2 separate regions of the Mus musculus genome follow, and region 2 is linked to region 1. A link is a loop called in an ENCODE intact Hi-C map of the cell type or tissue named here. Cell type or tissue: left cerebral cortex. All regions are shown on one strand. Each heading gives the region's core, and the rest is flanking DNA. Links, peaks and the distances in the headings are about the cores only. Region 1 has its middle 78 kb from the start of 1700109G15Rik. Region 2 holds the start of Lhx1 (LIM homeobox protein 1).

Region 1 (8,707 bases), core at 167-8,166:
GACTGTAGACCTCTGTTCTCTAACCAGAGGTGGACGATCTGTAACAGTGGTGTGTGGTGATGATAACGGCGGTGATGAATGATGAATGGTGGTGGTGGTGGTGGTGGTGGTGGTGGTGGTGGTAATTGAGTTGGTTATGGTGAAGGTAGAGTGTGTATGTGTATGGTGGTGACACTCAAGAGTGAAGTGAGTCCTGGCCACCTGACCTGCTAGGCACCATGCTGTCCCCTCAGAATGACCTCAACAGGTATGTTTCCAGGCAGGGAAACTGGGGCTTGGCGGTTTAACCGTTGCTCAACTAGTGAAGGAGCTGCCAGTCCTTTGGCCATTGCTAGGCAAGGTCCTGGGGAGAGAGCAAAACGGAGGGATTAAGGGTGAGCGTGAAGAACTGGCACACCCCTCACCTTCCCTCCTGAAGGCCCTAGGTGGTCTTCCCTCCTTCCCCAGATCGTGTTTACACCTGTGCCACAGGAGGCATCTTTGGTGTCCACAGCCAGAACCCCTGATCCCAAGGCAGAGTCCTCCCCAAGCTGCTGGAGAAACCCAGAGAAAAAAATTAAAGATCCTAAGGTGGAGGAAGTGTTGGTAGCTGACCTGACCCTCCCCAAGTCTCCCATGCCAAGGTCAGCAGGAGGGTGAGTGCAGGAGCCTTCTCTGAGATCCAATTGCCAGTGTCCTTCTCAGCCCCTCCTTCCCAGGCATGGCTGGGCAGCGCTCCCTCCCCGGGTGATCACAGCTCTCCCGCCAACCCACACGCAAGAGATGAAATATTCATCACGTACATATTGGCTCCTCCAGCGGCTTTTAGGGAAAGTAAATGAGACTGGCTGGGGGAAGGAAATGAGTGTGAGTCTGCGGGGTTGGGGGGGGTGAGGGTGGGAGCGAGGGCAAAGGATGGGCAGTGGCTTCCAGCTTGGCCTCTCCAGGATTCCGCTCCCTATTCAGCTCCTGGAAGTCCAGGGCCCCTTCGATTCTTCATTCTTCGTGTCCCAGACCACTCTTGCCTCCTCACCAACGCCAGGAGGGCCATGTCCTCTGGAGAGAGGGGAGTTGGTCCTTTTGCTTTCCAGTGACTAGGCAGAACGGCAGGGTCCAGATCCATCTGACCAACAGCCTCACCGCTGTGCTGTTCCAGAGACCTGACACAGGCAAGCAGGGCAGAGATATCTCCACCCTCATGATGTAGGACACAGGCAAGAAACAGACCAATGCTGTATAAAACCACGAGAGGGGATTATGTGGGACACAAAATACCTCTATGTAAGCTTTCATGGACAAGGAGAGTCTAAGAAGGAGGAACCTTGAGGCTACATAGAAGGAAAAAGTTGAAGGGTCAAGATGTAGGAATGGAGGTGGTAGTGTCTGTAATTCCAGCTACCCAGGAGGCTAAGGCAGGAGGCTGGCAGATTCCAGGCCCACTAGGACCATATAGTGAGTTCGAGGCCAACCTGAGCAACCTAATATAACCCTATCTCAAATTTTAAAAAAGAAATTAAAAAGGGTTGTGGATGTATCACTGTGGTAGAGCCCATGTGGGAAGGGCTTAGGTTCCACCTCTAGTACTTAGGGGGAATAAAGAAGGGGCAGAGAGTTTAGAGTGTTGAAGTCAGAAGGCATGTGGCTTTGATTTTGGGACACTGAATTTGGGAGGGACTGAAGATCTTAATCCCACAGGACCTTGCAGGCTACTGGCTTATGTTAAGGCAAAAGAAAACACACATCTGGAGAGCCCTGGATTTTAGAGAGGAGGACCTGGGTATTAACTTAAAGTCATTCAACATCTTAGCTTCACCTTCCTCAGATATGAACCACGGATAGGGGAGTCCAGCCCATGTGTCACTTCTCCACGTAGGTGGCAAAGCAGCTCCCCAAACCCCAGCAGCACCTTGTGGCCCTCTATAAACAATACCAAATTATAGAACCTCAGAACCTTGGCATGAACCAGACCGTTAGAGCTCAGTCATTCGATGATTATTTATTGAGCTTCTATACACCTGGGGCTGCCATCCAAATACGCACAGGACAGACTTGGACAGAACTGCACCAGGCCATTTCATAGATAGGGATAATCAAGGCCACAAGGTGCTGATCCCTAGCTAGGGCAGTCCTGAAGGTAAAGACAATGGGCACCCCTGACTTCCTCATGTTCTCAGATTCTCCTACCAAGCACTGGATGGAAGAATCACTTGGGCAGGGACTGGGAGTGACTCCCTGACAAATGGCCCTGCCAAGAAAAAGGGTTAAGAGAGCCCGATAGGCTGGAGGGCAAAGGGGATTTCACTGTGTAGCATGGAGAGTGGGGAGCACCAGGTGGAGGGGAGAACAGAGGCTTGGAGATGGTGTGTGTGTGTGTGTGTGTGTGTGTGTGTGTGTGTGTGTGTGTGTGTGTGTTAAACAGTGTGAATTTGTGAGAGACAAGGCTGGCTGATGACTGCAAAGGGTCCCTGGAGCCTGGGCATCTCACTTACGTTAGAGGAGAGAAGCAGAAAGACTCCTTTTTTGCTTTTGATTGTTATTGTTGTTTTCGAGACATGATTTCTCTGTGGAGCCCCAGATGTCCTTGAACTCAGTCTGTAGACTAGACTGTCCTTGAACTCATAGAGGTTTGCCTGCCTCTACCTCCCAAGTGCTGGGGTTAAAGGACTGAGCTATCATTGTGAGGGCAAGAAAGACTCGGAGAAGGAGCTGCTACTGCAGTAGTCTGGGTAAGCATGCTGGAGAATCTCCTCAGAGAAAAAGCCACAGGAGAGGCGTGACAGGAGGCCACTGAGGCAGCTCCAAGGGAGTGTGGGGAAGCAGGAAGGGTAGACACAGAACTTTCAGGAGATGGGAGATTTAGCATCCTTTATTGATTCCAAGAACATTTCCTGAGCACCTGCAGAGGGTCAGACCCATGCCATTCAGGCAGGAAATTGAGCAAAATTATACAAAACTCGGAGGCTGCTGATTTGTCCTTTGTTGAGCTGGGGGATGGGCAAGAGCCAGCAAGGGCTCAGTGGGCAGATGGTACCTATCTCAGATCCTTGACTTTGCTTTCTGTAAAGTGGCAACATTTCAAAGAACAGCCTATTGTTAGGTGTAGGGAGTCATCAGGAATTGAAGTTGTCCATGACAACTTCAACAGGCAAGTAGCATCAACCGGTGATCCCTGCCTTCCTCTCTGCTGGTCCACCCCAGGACGCTTTGCTTGCTTGCTTACCCAATCACTTGGGCAGGGACTGGGAGTGTCCTGTGATCCAGACAGGGACATTGAGACCATTCTCAGAGCCACAACAGTCGCTCTGACTCCATCTCTTCCCAGATCATTTCCTTTGGCCACCTGGGACCTGCTCTCCACTTTCCTGAAGATGGTGTGAGAGCCATAGAACTCAGGACTTCTCCTGAAAGTGGCAACCTTGGTTGAGATTGGTGGAGGGATACCTTTGTGCCACAAGAGCCAGAGGAGGGTAGTCCCTCCTGTGGGCACTGGGAGCTAAGCCTGGGACCCTCTCTCTATACCCTGTCATCAGTTTTCCAGGAAGTCTGGAGGCCCCTGCCCTCCCCCACCCACCAGGATCAAGGTTTGTGGGAATGTTCTCCCGCAGAACTCGGCATGAAATAAATTCCATTCTTACTCTGCCAATGACACTGCACATAAATATTCAGTAAATTAGCAGCACGCTTTTATAGATTTATCAGTCATTGCAGGCACAAAATGACAGGCAATGTTGTAGCTGAAATATTAATGCTGACAAATTAATGATTTCTGAGTAAATGATGTCATTTTTGCACCGTTTCATTAAAATTTACTCACTTCTGCTTCATTCCTGGACCTAAAAAAAATTAAAATCATTTCTTTTTCTCTTTCTTCTTTCTTTTTAGTGTGGGATTGGTTCCCAAACCTGAGAGGGACATAAATTTTCCCCCAGCAGCACCCCGGAAATGGAGGTAGGGAGCCAGGCAAGCTACTATATTGCCACTGCGGGCTCTGGGATGGGAAGAAACATCTCACCCCATCACAGCCAGGGGCCTTGGGCCTCTGCCATCAGTCTAGCTATTCTAGCAGGGATAGATAAAGGGTCCTTGCTTTGGCTCAAACCTGGAGAGAGGGTGTGGATACAGGGGCAAGTGGGGAGGACTGGGGGTGGGGGTGGGGCGTTGTGGTAGAAGGCACACGAGAAAGGAGTTGATTCTCTTTTTTGAGGCCCTAGAGCCTCCGTTGCCTTCACTATACATGCCTCAGCTGTTGCAACAAATTTAAGGAATAATCAATTGCTCAACTCCTGTAGTAGGTAAGAGAGTGACACACCAATTGCATAAATATCATCTTCACCAAGGTTCTGGGGAGTTGAAGAGAGTTCAGTCCCCGGATCCTGACTGATGACCTAGGCTCAGGCGCAGTGTGACCTTGTCTTGAACCTCCACAGTTCCCTTCTCTATCTCATTTCCCAAGGTTCTTGCGAGGATTAAGAAGGATGGCGTGTAAAAGCCCAGTTAGACTTCTCCTGGGATACTCTTCCCAGTTGGTAGCAGGCTGCCCTTGGGCAGCCAGAAGTGCTGCGGGGAGGGAGCAGTCAGACATCCTCTCCCCACGACCGCGCGCGTGCGCGCGCGCACACACACACACACACACACACACACACACACACACACTGATGCCAGGTGACCTGCCCGCCCGCCTCGCCCGCCCTTGCTGGGGTGCCAGCCCGGGGAACACACCCGGTCTTAGTTTGATGGAGACGCCAGAAGCAAAATATCTCGCCTGCGGGGCGAGCGCCGCGGGAATCCGAGGCTGAGAGGCCAGGCGGACACAAAGGAGAGGCGAGGGCAGCGCGCGTGCGGGAGCCCGGCCCGGCCGTATCGGGCAATCTGCGGGCTAATTCGTGTCAGGGCCCGTCTCCTATCTCCAGCGTGGCTCCCCAGCCGCTGATAAAATTGAAGTGGAAATGAAGTTGGATGGTCCGGAGCAGCCGCGCCGGGCTGGGGTGGGGGCGGCGCTGTGCCCGCCCTGGGCAGCTGCGCCCTCCGTAGTCGCCCTTGGCGCTGCCCTTGGCCGGGCCGGAGCGATGAAGCGCGAGGCGGGGAGGGCGGATGGGCCCGCTCCGGCCCTTAGCCAACGGCCATCTCCTATGCTGCCCCGGTCCTGGCGACCATTTCGCCAGCAATGGTAGTGGGACGGAGATGGAGGTGGGGGACTGGATCCTGGCACCGTATAACACTCATGCTTATTGAGTGCTTGCTCGTGTGCCAGGCTCCAGGCCAGGTGCTTAAAGTGAATTATTATCTCATCCAACCCTTCCTCTAACATGCGGTGGGTTATTGTGTCCATTTTTACTGGTGCAGAAATGGAGCCGTCCAAAGTCTCAGCTGACACTGGACAACTACCCTAACCGTGGGCCCCAGTGCACTGTCACTGGAGCAGTTCACCTCCACGTTCAACCTACACCTATGGGGGGCGGTGTGTGTGTGTGGGGAGATGGACTACAAAGGTCCCAAGCAGGACCTAGATGGGTGCTGGCAGCTCTGCGCACCAGTGCTGTCTGTCCCCCAACCCCTGCTGAAGCTCAGCATCTATGTGAGAAGTTGGTATTATCCTCTGGAACTTGGGCCAAGGAAGAGCAGAAAAGGAAAAGCTTCGCACAGCTAGGAATCAACGATTCAGGATGCGCTGGGCATTGGCCTCCGGAGTTGCCTTTCTGACCCCTAAACTCCCAGCTCCCAGGTAGCTCTGGATGGACACGTGGTGGGGGCCTGGGCTATGACTGGGTCTTGCAAAGTTGTTTGGTTATTGTTTGTTTGTATTACTTTGTACTTCATTTACTTATAATCTGTCTTCCTACCTCGGCCATTGCTGCCTGACTTCTTGTAGCTCGCTCTCTCTCTCCAGCGATGCCTTGATGCTAGCTGTGGGCTCTCACAGCCTCCAAACCCACTGCTCCCTTCTGCCCAAGGCCTTCATGTATTTCTCTCCTCGGCTTCTAATGCTCTTCTGGGTAACCTTTCTCTATCTCAAGTCTCATGATCTTTTCCATAATCCTTTTAATGGCATTGACATACCCAAAAATGTGGTGTATTTTCTTTCAATTAGACAATTAGAGCAACCCAGTGTAAACAGTTACTAGGTCACAAGGGAAGTCTTAAAAACATTCCAGGGAATTGCCATTGCGCGGAACATGTGTTCAGATCACAAAGCCATAGAATTAGGAATCAACCGTAGGAAGAGCACTAACAAAAAGCCCCACATGCTTTGAACTGGAGAACCTCACTTCTGTACTCTCTGTGGGTTAAAAAGAAAAATCAACAGAAATTATTGACTCTTTAGGGCTGAATGGCAATGGATGTGCTTCGTATTGGAGATGGTGGGATGTGGATAAAGCGGAGCTTAAGGGGAAATTTATAGACTGGACTGGGTGTCAGCACCCTTCGAACTGTTCAGCAAATGTTCCTATTCTGACTTCTGTGCAGAACTAGAGTAAGCCCTCAGTACTGTGTTCTCTTTTTTCAATACTCTTATTTTGTGTGCGTGCGTGCGTGTGTGTGTGTGTGTGTGTGTGTGTGTGCGCGCGCGCGTGCATGCGCGTGGACACGCAGACACTTATATACTTTTTATACTTTTAAAGTAAAATACTGGGGATGTAACGCAGGTCCTTGAGCATGCTAGAAGAAGGCATTGGGTCCCCCAGAACTGGAGTTACCGATGGTTGTAAGACACCACAAGCAACAAGTGCTTTAAACTGATGACCTATCCCTCCAGTTCCTTCCAATCTCCTTTCAAAGTGGATTTGAGATGGTCTGTGATACAGACAGCATGGTAATTAAAAGTGCAGCTTAGCAGAGAGATGAGAAAGCTGAGGGAGAGTCAGTATTGACTGACAGTGGAATGGGGTAGCAACACATGGGCTTGGGAGCCAAATGGCCTCCGTTCTTCTCAGGGCTAGACTCACAGATACCCATGCAGGAAGGAGTGAGAAGTTGGCGGGTGGAATGGGTATCCTGCAGGTGCTGGAGGAGGAATGTCTGAGTTTGGACCTTGGGAATGGAGAACAGGGCTTTTGTGGCAAGTAGATGTAGGTAAGAGACAGAAATGTGTTCATAAATTCATTCTGCAAGTCTGAGGAACTCTAAAAGAAAGATCCATGGAACTGAATGACAGAACAGGCTGTGGTGGCCCTGAATCCCCAGTGCTGAGTCTACTGCCGCCTGGGATAACTGGATGGGCTCCTTCTGTGGTCAGCAAAGGGCTAGAGACCAGCTCCACAAAAACCCAGCCAGGTTTTAGGGTCTCTGATGTCCATCTAGCTTAATTTTCTACTTCTGGGTTAGTCCACAGTGTCTCCCACACCCCTCAGCCCCTGTGACCTGTGAGGAGAATGTTGCTCGCTCGCTCACTGAGCCATACCTACTCCCAGCCCCTCGTTCTTCTTTGAAAGGACACTTATAATATCCTTCTCGCTGAATCAGACAACCTCACTGAGCCATTTCATGGCTCTTTCTGATTGCATTTAAAAAGAATTCTTTTCTGCAAGAATTAAATAAAACCCCCAAACTTCCAACTAAAAAAAAAATGGGCTAAGGAACACAGCAGGCAGTTCTGAACAGGGATAGCACAAATGGCTGATGAATTTTTTTTTTTAAATAAAACTCGACATCCTTAGCTACCATGGAAATGCAAATTGAACCTGTTTTGAGAGTCTATTACACCCTAGTCAGAAGAGCTATCATGAACAGCAACAACAAAAGACAACACATGCTGGTGAGGATGTGGGGGTGGGGAGAATACTTATCCACAACAGGCACAGTGGAAACTGGGGCCAACACTATGAAAATCAATGTGGAGGTGCCCAAAGAACTCTGCAGCTATTGAGATATTTGCACACCCATATTTACTGCTGCTCTACCCATAAGAGCAAGGAAGAGGAATTAACCCAGATGTCAATCAACAGATTCAGGGAGAAAGAAAATATGCTATAGGTACACAATGATATTTTCTAGAGGACTTATTTTCTGTGTATGAGGTTTTTATCCATATGTATTTATGCATGCATACCACATGTGTGGTCATGATGTGTGTGTCAGGGAGGGTGTGCATATCCTAGCACACTTACAGAGGTCATAAGATAACTGTGGAGTTGGCTTTCTCTACTTCTACATGGGTTCTGGGGATTAAACTCAGGTTTTCAGGCCATGGGGCCAACACCTTCACCTACTGAGCCATGTTACCAGCCCTATTTCCTGCTTCCTAAACGTGGATATGAAAGTAGTAAAATCTTCCTCACAGTATACACCGTATAGATATAGGTAGACAGCAATGAGGTTGCACGCTTAAAGATCAGTAAAATTAGGAACATCGAATTCTTCTCCCTGGAGATCTCCAGACCCATCAAGGAACCTTGCACGCCCCTAAGTTTAAATCAATTTCTCCAGCTCAAGTCCTCTAGCCTTACCATGCATGGAAATCCATGAGGTCTTCTCAACCTACTGTGCCATAAGGTTCCTGTGCTTGCCCTGCCCCTCCTAAGTGAGGAGTCAGTCCCTGGAGAAAGTGACCTTGATTTCTCCATCTTGGATCCATAGATCCTTGCACATTCCCAACCACAACAGGAGCCCAAGGCTGTCCTGTTAAAGATTTTGAGCCATTGTTGATTTATCAAACCAGTATTTCCTAGATCTTTTGTTGTTGTTCTATAGGTTAAAGGAACATTACATACTATTTTAAGATTTTTGTATC
Region 2 (8,707 bases), core at 430-8,429, 120 kb before region 1:
CAAAACCCACAATCAGCTTTTCATACCCACACACAATCTCCAAGTGCCAAACGTACTTAGTCACAGCCTCTCACCAATAGTGACAGACACACAACCCCACATTCATGAGCACAGGTTCACACAGCCTCTCAGAGACTGCCCTTTTCCAACACCAGGACAGGCACAATCAGCATCCCAGGCATATTCACCCACACCTTCACCTGGCTTCCAGGCACTCTGATCACACACACACACAGTATAGGTAAGGCCAGACTCCTAGTGCCTGAGCCACACGCTATCTGGCCTCTTCCCAATGCAAAAGCCCAGCTATCTGCAGATGGCTTAGCCTTCCCATCCTACTCCAGACAGCATCTCCGGAGAGCTGAAGAACAATCTCTCCTTCAATACATGGTGCTCTGTCTGCATGGGAAGAGCAACTCTCTGTTCTGAGGCTTTGCTAACTGGGGCACCAAACTAACAAATCTGGGGTTGAGGAATTAGAGAGCTGGTTAGGCAGAAACCAGAACGGGATGACTCTGGAACCCACAGCCAGCTTCTAAAGGGTGGAAGAGGGACTGGATGTGTACAGAAAGATGGGTGCTAGCTGTTGTCAGTGTAGTGTTGGACCTTGGGCTTTCCTCCTGCTTTATCCTGGGCTCCCAAACCACTCCCTACCCTTTAAGCCACTACCAGCTCTGTGGGTGTTTTCTCATGTTCCACTTCTCCTAGGCCTTTCTAGACTTTTCCTAGCCCCAATCATTTCTTCCCCAGACCTTAAGACTTCTCCCAGGACCAGGATCAGCTTAGGTTCCTCTAAGTGGCCATTCGAGTCTTTGAGAGACAGAGTGACAAACCAGGGTTCTGACCTGGATAACACGCATGTTGAGGCCAGTCTCCTGGGCCAGTTGCTCACGGATATGGCGTGTGGGCTTGGGTGTAGCTGCAAAGGCTGCCTTCAACGTCTCCAGTTGCTTGGCTTTGATCGTGGTCCGGGGTCCCCTACGTTTGGCACCTAGGTTCTGATCATCATTCTCATTACTACCACCTTCCTTATCTGAGACGTTGGCACTTTCAGAGTCCTTGGCATCATCCTGCGATGGATCTTGGGAATCCGGAGATAAACTAGGGTCACTGCCTGTGGTGGCTGGGGAGAGGGGAAAGGATTGGTGAGCAGGGGTCTTGGCGGGCTTTCCTCCCCCATACCCACCCTCTAGCCAGTTGGGAATCCTCGCCTCACCCGAGTGGAGGCTGTTCTCTTTGGCGACACTGCTGTTACTCAGGTAATCCTCTTTACAAACGAACTTGTTCTCGTCTATGATGTAGAGCTCCTCGCCGGTGGAGAGCTGCTTGTTACACATCATGCAGGTGAAGCAGTTGAGGTGAAACACTTTGCTTCGCGCTCTGCGAACCAGATCGCTTGGAGAGATGCCCTGCGCACAACCGGCGCATTTGGTACCGAAACATCTGCGTAAGGTGGGTGAGGGTTAGGAAGAAGTGGGAGCCGGGATGAAATAAAGATAGCCAGAGAAGAAGTTGAGGTGGGGAGAAAATAAATGCAATAATTTATTAAGCGAGCGAGGGAGCAGGAGAGAATGCGGGACATCAGGGAGAAAGGAGGAAAATACATTCGGTTAGAGTTAAGGCCCCTATCTCTAACCTCATGCCTAGTTATTGCCCCCCACGAAAAAAGCGTCGCAGGAAAAAGCCTCAAAGTAGCTACGAGAGCATAAGGGGAAACAGCACATATTTCCCGGTTATCTTCAAAGAAGTTAAATCCAAATTAAGAGCTCCGTAGAAATAAATACCCCGCTATCTTCCGCTTGCTTTGCCTTTCTTTCACCATAAAAGGGCCTGCGCTCAGGCGGGGAGTTGGCAAAGTCCGATCTCGCGGTGAGTAAACAAACCCTGACTCCGAGAGCCTCCGTGCCCGTAGCTGGGCTCTTGCCACGCTCTTGCGCAAAAGCCTGGCAGATTGGCGCAAGCGGGAGCTGACGCCGGGTTGAGCCGGCTTTAGGTGCCCTGCTGAGCTTTGCGGTTAGCGAGGCCTCAAGGGCCCCGCGGGCCCCGCAAGCCGGTGTGGCTTAGGCTCTCAGACTCTGACTCTGCTTTCCAGAGTAAAAACCTGCGCAGTCTGCAGAAACTCCAAAACTCAGCCTTTCCTCAGCAGCAGATTGCACCGATCTTTGCTTCCGGGCTCTTTTGCAAACACAAGCCACGCGCGTCCTGAATCGCCTCTGGGGACTGCGCTTCCAGGGCCTTTGGGCAAATGGAGGCCGGGGAGCTTCGAACTCTCCCCCAGATTTGGGAAAGCCTCAGAAACCAAGACCAAAATAGCGAAGTAAAGTGTGGGATTTCAAATCACTGGGAAATATAATTTACATTCGGAGCCATTCTGTTCTGTTGAGTTGTGATCGGGACAAAGAGTTTAAGAAAATACATGTAAAATGGTAAACAGAAGAGAATTTTCCCGGTTCTAACGAGCCGCCAAGAGGTGGCCTTCCTTGTGGGGCATTGGCTGGAAAGGCACGAAGAGGAGCCTGAGCATTGGTCTGAGGCCAAAATCGAACCGCACGGTTCTCCCAGGTCTATGCTTAGAGGCCAATCCACGTTTGGGGAGACCCATAGACATACAGGATTGGCCTCAAGGTCGGACTCTTTATTGTGGCTTTCTGGGCCACAAGGGCTCTGTAGTTCCGACAAGATCTCTTGGAGAAGGAAGAGGCAGGGACTGGAATAAAGCTGGAGCCTCTAAGCTCAACTTGGAGAACCAACAAGCTGGGAGAACCAGAAAACGTCTTTGGTTGCTGGAGAGCTTGGCTTCGGGAAAGGCAAGCGAGAGCTGCAACCCCGAGGCTGCTCCACCTCTCCCTCGCCTTGTTAGGGCTGCTGAGCTGAAGCCATCTCAGACCCTTTCTTCCCAGGCGCGGGCAGCCAAACCCGGACCACGCTTTCCAGAACCAAGTACTACAGCTGATGTGTTTATAAAAAGATAAAGAGAAAATTAATATATCTCGCAATACCGACTAGCTTCCTAAAAGGTAGAAGCGGGAAAAGACTGGGCTGCCCTAGTAAAAGGCAGCTCCTAACGCGGCTGCTAGAGCCACACAGACCTCTGATCCGAAGCTGGCCTGGAAGGGCCCATGGGGAAGGAGCAACAGAGGCGCGGGAGGGAAGTACTCACCGGAAGAAGTCGTTTTTACAGTAGAGCTTGCCTTCCCGGGAGAAGCACTTCTCGGTCAGGTTGCATTTACATTCACAGCACTGGACGCACTTGACGTGCCAGGCCCTGTCCAACACGTTCAAGAGGAAACGGTCCAGGATGGGCCTTTTGCAGCCCGCACAGTGCACCATGGTCTTTGGTTTGGTCCGGTGAGGCCCGGAGCGACAGGGCAATTAGAGTCGAGGGGATGACTTCTGAAGACAACCAGCTCCTCCAAAAAGAAGAAACCCTCTCTAGTTGGGCAAGCAAAAAACCCGTACTAGCAAATCAAAAGGGGGAGAGACCAGGCTGGTAGAGGGCAGCCCCGGAGTCCCGGGGCAACGGGATGGAGCAGCGCCACCTCAGCTCACCGGGCGAGGAAAATCAGTCTCAAGCGGGCTAGAAAGCGGCTCTTCTGCTCAAAGCCCGCGAAGGAGTGAAGGTCACCGTGAGAGGCGGCGGGACGTAAATAAATAAAATGGAAACAGACGAAAAGGAAGACGCCAAGAGCTCAGGATTCGGGAAAGCTGGGTTCTCTCCAGCTTGAGGTAGAGCTGTCAGAAGTCAAAGTGCATCTGCTTTTGTCAGAGTATGAAGGCAGGTTGTGTGCGTGTCAGACTGCCCACCACCGGGTTTTCCCCTTTAAAAAAAACACGGAAAGAAAAGAACACGGGAGTAGAAAGCTTTGGATCCTACATTGCCGGTTTCTTGCAGTGAGTTGGGACGCTCTGGGCGCCCGCGCTGGGCCTGGGGAGGGGGCGGGGGCAGACCGAGGTGTGGGGGAGATGGCGGGTTGGGTAGGATATTTTGTTGATTGTAGTTGTTGCTTAGGTAGCCCCCACCCCTTTGGAGAGTTTTCTTTTTTGTGCCAGTCAAAAATGGAAAGGGACCGTCCGCTTCGGGCGGACGCAGCCGGGCGCACTCGCTCGCTCCCCACCGCCCCAGCCCTGTCACCTCGGCCGGTGGCCTGCCAGGCAGTCTGCCGCGTCCTCCGAGCGGCCCTCCCTGCGCTTGGACTCCTGGGGAGGCAACACGGTCTGGCTCTTCACTGCGCCTGGACGAGCATCCTGGCTTCAGTCACAACTCGCGGCCGCTTGGGCGCGCAGCCTTGCATCGCTCGGCCCACGATCCCGCTGCCTGTGTTCCGGCCCCACAGTCGCTCGACTTTTTTTTTTTTCCTTGTCCCCCCCACCTCTCTTTTTGTGCGGTGGCAAATCTGGGTTTTCTTTCTAGTCTCCTTCCTTTCTTTTTCCCTCCCTTTTTCTTTTCCTTGGTCAACGCGAGAAGCCAGGGGAGGGGGCGTCTTGGAGAGCTTTAGAATGTCCTGGGGCTGCGGCTATAGAAGGCCAGCGGCTGGAACAGTTTGGCGCGGATTGCCGGTGTCGCTGTCCGGCCCGCGGGTTCCTTGTTGGCTCTCCCCAGGCGCGCGTCCCTCGGTCCCTAGTCTCCTGGCCCAGTCTTCCGCGCGTCTCTCCCCAGCTCCAGCGGCTCGGTCACTGCTCCTGGCTGTTGGCTGAGCCCTGGAAGCCCCCTCGCCTTAATGCAGCGCCCGCCGACGTCACGGCAGTCTGTGACCAATCAGCGCCTCGCGGTCCTTCTGTAAACCATTCTGCGTCCCCCCCGGCCGGGGAGAATGCGGGGAGACCGCGTTTAGAGGATCAGTGGCGGCGGGCCCGCGCGGTGCCGGCGACTAGCAGCGAGATGTCCTGGCCCCTTCCAGGTTTGGTAAGACGTCCGTTTCGGCATCAAGGATTGACAGTAGGCGGGAGGAAGCGCGGAAAGGAGGCGCGGAGGAAGTCAGAGTTCTGGGTGGGGGTAAAAGCAAACCTATATATTTAAAAAGACTTGTTGGGATTAGATTGCAGCGAGATCTGGAAGCTTGGGAGGTCCTAGTACACTGGTTTTGCAAATCACTAGGTGTTGATAGCCCGCCCCTTGTTCGTTTGGCCTGGAAATTGCCCCCGGCGTAGCTCGAGTCTAAGGAGAGGTAGGGGGCGCTTGGCAGCGTAATCTCGCCTTCTGTCTGTTTCGGTGCCTCCTCCCCCTGTCCATCCAAAGTCCACCCGGCAGGGAGTCTGGGAGACACGAGTGTCGATCTCCCGCTGCGCTCACTTGCAAAGTTGATTCGGGCGATTTCCTGATGGGGGCGGGAGAAACCGGAGGCCCGGCGCCAGGGTGGGAGAAAGAGTGGGTGGGGAAGCGCTTCGGGTGAGGAGCTCCAACTCTGGCAAGAAGTTGTGAGAAAATTGTGATCCGGAGACACCTTTTACAAACAAAAACAAATGACTAGGTGGGAAACGGCGGGGCTCCCGCAGCTGGGGGGAGGTGGTAGCAGCGGGGGACTGCACCGTAGCAGCAGGGGAGGGAGGCTTGTGGCGCACTGACCGAATATGCCTGGCTCCCATTCCGGTCGTCCCTTTTCCAGGCTTCGAACAAGTTCCTTTCTTCGGACGTCAACCGACCTACCAGAGTTTATTCCTTAGGAATGTTACACTTTCCCAATTCTGTCCACGTTGTAAATTCCTGGCCACCTTCTTTGGGGGACGGCGACGAATCTGCCTAAGTGTGGAAATCGATGCGGGTCCTGAAGGCTTGAGCTTTAAAGAGTATTCTAGTTCCCAGGAGCACTCAAGTTAAGCATAGCAGCCCCCCCTCCCCCAAGCTTAACCCAAACATCTCAAAGTGGTGCCACTTCTGCTCTTATTTGGGGGAGGTGCTAGGAAAGCCCATTTGATCAAACTTGGAAGGACCCTGCAGCCAAATCTAGATGGAATTTCAGAATCTGTCTTTAGAGTTATTTCATCTATGAGCCTAGCAGATCTTCTACAGGGCTAAATTAGGAGAAAAGTGTGCAGAAACGCGGTTGGACTGGCAGTGAATCCGCATCCACTAACACAATACCCTTTTCCAGCGAAGAGAGAAGAAGCTGTTACGAATCTAGCTTTTGTTTGATGAGGTTGTTGGGTTTTTATAGGGCTGTGCCAATGACCCCTTTTCTCTCTCTTGCACCACCTGGCAACCCCGAAACTCATCAGCAGCTCTGGCCTTCCCACCCGCATGATCTTTGCTTTGTAAATCCAACCCGCCACGGCCTGCTTCACACGCCTTCTTAGAGATTTGCTCCCACCCCACCCCCGACCTCTGAGTGCGGGACCTCTAAAGCATTCTCGGTACCCCTGTCCACATACCCATTCCCATGGAGCGGCTGTGGACCAAAGTAGTGCAGCCAATAGTTCTCAAGCATAAATCCCTCTCCTGGTCCTTCCTAGGCTTAGACTCAGGGCTGATCAGGGTAAGAAGGCGACCTTCCCACCTAAAGGGCAGGTTTGGACTGAGCGCCGGCGATTTTCCTGCGAGCCCAACACTTCCTAGAACAAGTCGATTAATACCCAGAATTCAGACACCCCAGGAAGAGCCAAGTGAGGAGCGCGAGATCCTGTTATCCCGAAGACACCCAAGCGGCTGCCAAAAAGAAGGGGCCGTTGGTCCCTTTGCTCTCCATTTCCAGCTGTTCCAGAACTAGCTGCTATCTCTCTGGACTCACCAGCCCCTCTAGGAAATCTGTGAGTCGCCCAGGTCGCCAGCGGCTCACACCCCGCGCTGCTGGGTTACTTCACCTGTAAAGCAGAGGGGTCCGGGAAGGGGGGACTAGGAAATTGCTGTCCTAAGAACCTGTAGGGTCACACTGTACTCTATTGCCCGACTTTTCCGATTGGCATCTTCCTTTGGTAGTGGAGGGGAGATTGTTTAAGTAATTTAGGGTGCGATGACTTTGAGACCCACTTATGGGAGAGAGGGCATCTTTTAGAGACCTGGAGTTGGGGTGAAGACAGGATGCTGGTTTTAGGGCATAGTATTCAGCTGGTCTCCGTGTCCTGATGGTGAAGAAAATGGGCCCCAGAGTCAATTCTGGCCTATGGGGTTTGTGTGTGTGTGTGTGTGTGTGTGAGAGAGAGAGAGAGAGAGAGAGAGAGAGAGAGAGAGAGCACAATGCAAGATGTGTCTCTTGATTCCTTGATTCTATGTTTAAAATCTAGATTTAATTTTTTCACAGTGACAGAACACACAATTAACGTCCTCCATTCCACCGGTTCCACTGAGCTCTTATTTTGAAATGTAATCAGTAGTAGAGACAAGGAGAGAAAACTGACCCAGCTTTCTAAATCTGTCATCTCCGATTCCACCGAGCTCTGCTCTTCGTGTGTATGACCTCTGAAGACGATCCCCCAACCTCCCCTCCTCACCTAGACCTCTGAGCAGTCCACCATCTCAAGTACACCCATTTTCCTACCCTCCATCCTTCAAAGTCACATAGACCCTCTGCCACTTATACCCAGTGGGTGTCCAGAGATTCAGTTTGACCGCCTAGCCATCATTCAGCGACCACAGACCTATCACAGAATCCCCTCCACCCGACTCCCCACACACAGTAGGAAAAGGCCCCAGAGGGCTCAGATAGTGGCTTCCACCGCCAAGGTTTGTCTTCTGAAAGGATTCTCAAAAATCAGCTTGTAAGGATGGAGAGACCGTGTCTCGGAAATGGGACTGGCCAGTCCTCCTCGCTCAGACACCCGCTGATCTTCCTCGCCTCCTGGGTCACCCCACCACAATCTTGAATGATTCCCGCCATACAGGGGCTGTTCTTTCTTAGTCACTGTCGGCTGCTATTTAATTTCCAGAGAAGCTGCTCTCTCTTCCAGTCCAGACCATGGTCCCCAGGAAAGGGCGAGGAGGAGGCCTTAGGTGACTGCAGGCCCCAGGGGATGCCAGCCACAAAACCCCCGAGTATCCAGCACCACTGGTCTAGGGGAAGGAGGGAAGGAAGGAAGGAAGGAAGGAAGGGAGGGAGGGAGGGAGGGAGGGAGGGAGGGAGGGAAGAGGAAGGAAGGAAGGAAGGAAGGAAGGAAGGAAGGAAGGAAAGGGCTAGCTAGATGCGCCCAGGACTCCTGCTATCTGGAGGCTACACAAACTCTGCACAGACCTGTGAAGCCCCAGTTTATGCAACACAGGGAACTGCTCAGCTGGAGTCTTCTCTGATCCACTGTCCCCTGCCCCCCCCCCTCTCTCACCTCTCCCGAGGTTCCCTCTCTTAATAAGCAGCCTATATCATTGTGTCTTTCCTGAACACATAGTAAGGGAGTGGTAGGAGAGGGGGCAGAATGTTATTCTCTACACTTTCCCAGACAGAATCCCAATCCAAGCAAGGGCGCCTGCTCTCCATCACCGCTTTACGGAAGGTGAGAAGTTGGGGGAGGTGCGCCTTGCAGCTGTGCCCGCTTTGCTCTTGGCGGCTTTTTCCAAGCCGAGCTTGGACAGTGGTAGGGGAGGGACCGCGATGCCAAGAAAGGGCAGTTTCCGGGCAGGCCGGCCAGGTGTCACGACGTGCACCTGACCTGGGTAAAAAATCCAGGCTGCCCATGAGGGTTTGGGGGGGACTCTGAGCATGGAGAGGGGAGCGGTTAGAGTTGCGAGGTTGAGCGCGCTGATCTCAGTCGCTGCTGAGCAAGGGTAGTCAGTCGCAGAAGGGAG

The links. Hi-C counts contacts between places; a loop is a spot of excess contacts. Peaks named below come from ENCODE experiments on the same cell type or tissue, not always from the same donor. Only the 100,000 strongest peaks of a DNase experiment are listed, where the experiment ranks them.
Region 2: a loop joins it to region 1, with 2.1 times the contacts of the local background. A loop is called at or near these places in 3 of 42 quality-filtered maps.

What each region holds. Positions count from the first base shown.
Region 1 is chr11:84,637,791-84,646,497 of GRCm38, forward strand. No RefSeq gene overlaps it. Among named protein-coding and RNA genes, the nearest start is that of 1700109G15Rik, 78 kb to the right of the region's middle. In left cerebral cortex, for the core only: no CTCF peak of the experiment used is centred there; DNase peaks (open chromatin) are centred at 786, 996, 4,699 and 5,343; H3K4me3 peaks cover 890 bases; H3K27ac peaks cover 409 bases.
Region 2 is chr11:84,520,846-84,529,552 of GRCm38, forward strand. Lhx1 (LIM homeobox protein 1) reads right to left here and starts at 4,689. Exons shown (of 5, transcript NM_008498.3): 1 at 3,161-4,689; 2 at 1,217-1,443; 3 at 846-1,123. The coding sequence starts at 3,330. Lhx1os (LIM homeobox 1, opposite strand) reads left to right here and starts at 4,815. Exons shown (of 4, transcript NR_038057.1): 1 at 4,815-4,903. In left cerebral cortex, for the core only: a CTCF peak has its summit at 4,297; DNase peaks (open chromatin) are centred at 1,954, 2,214, 2,930 and 3,161.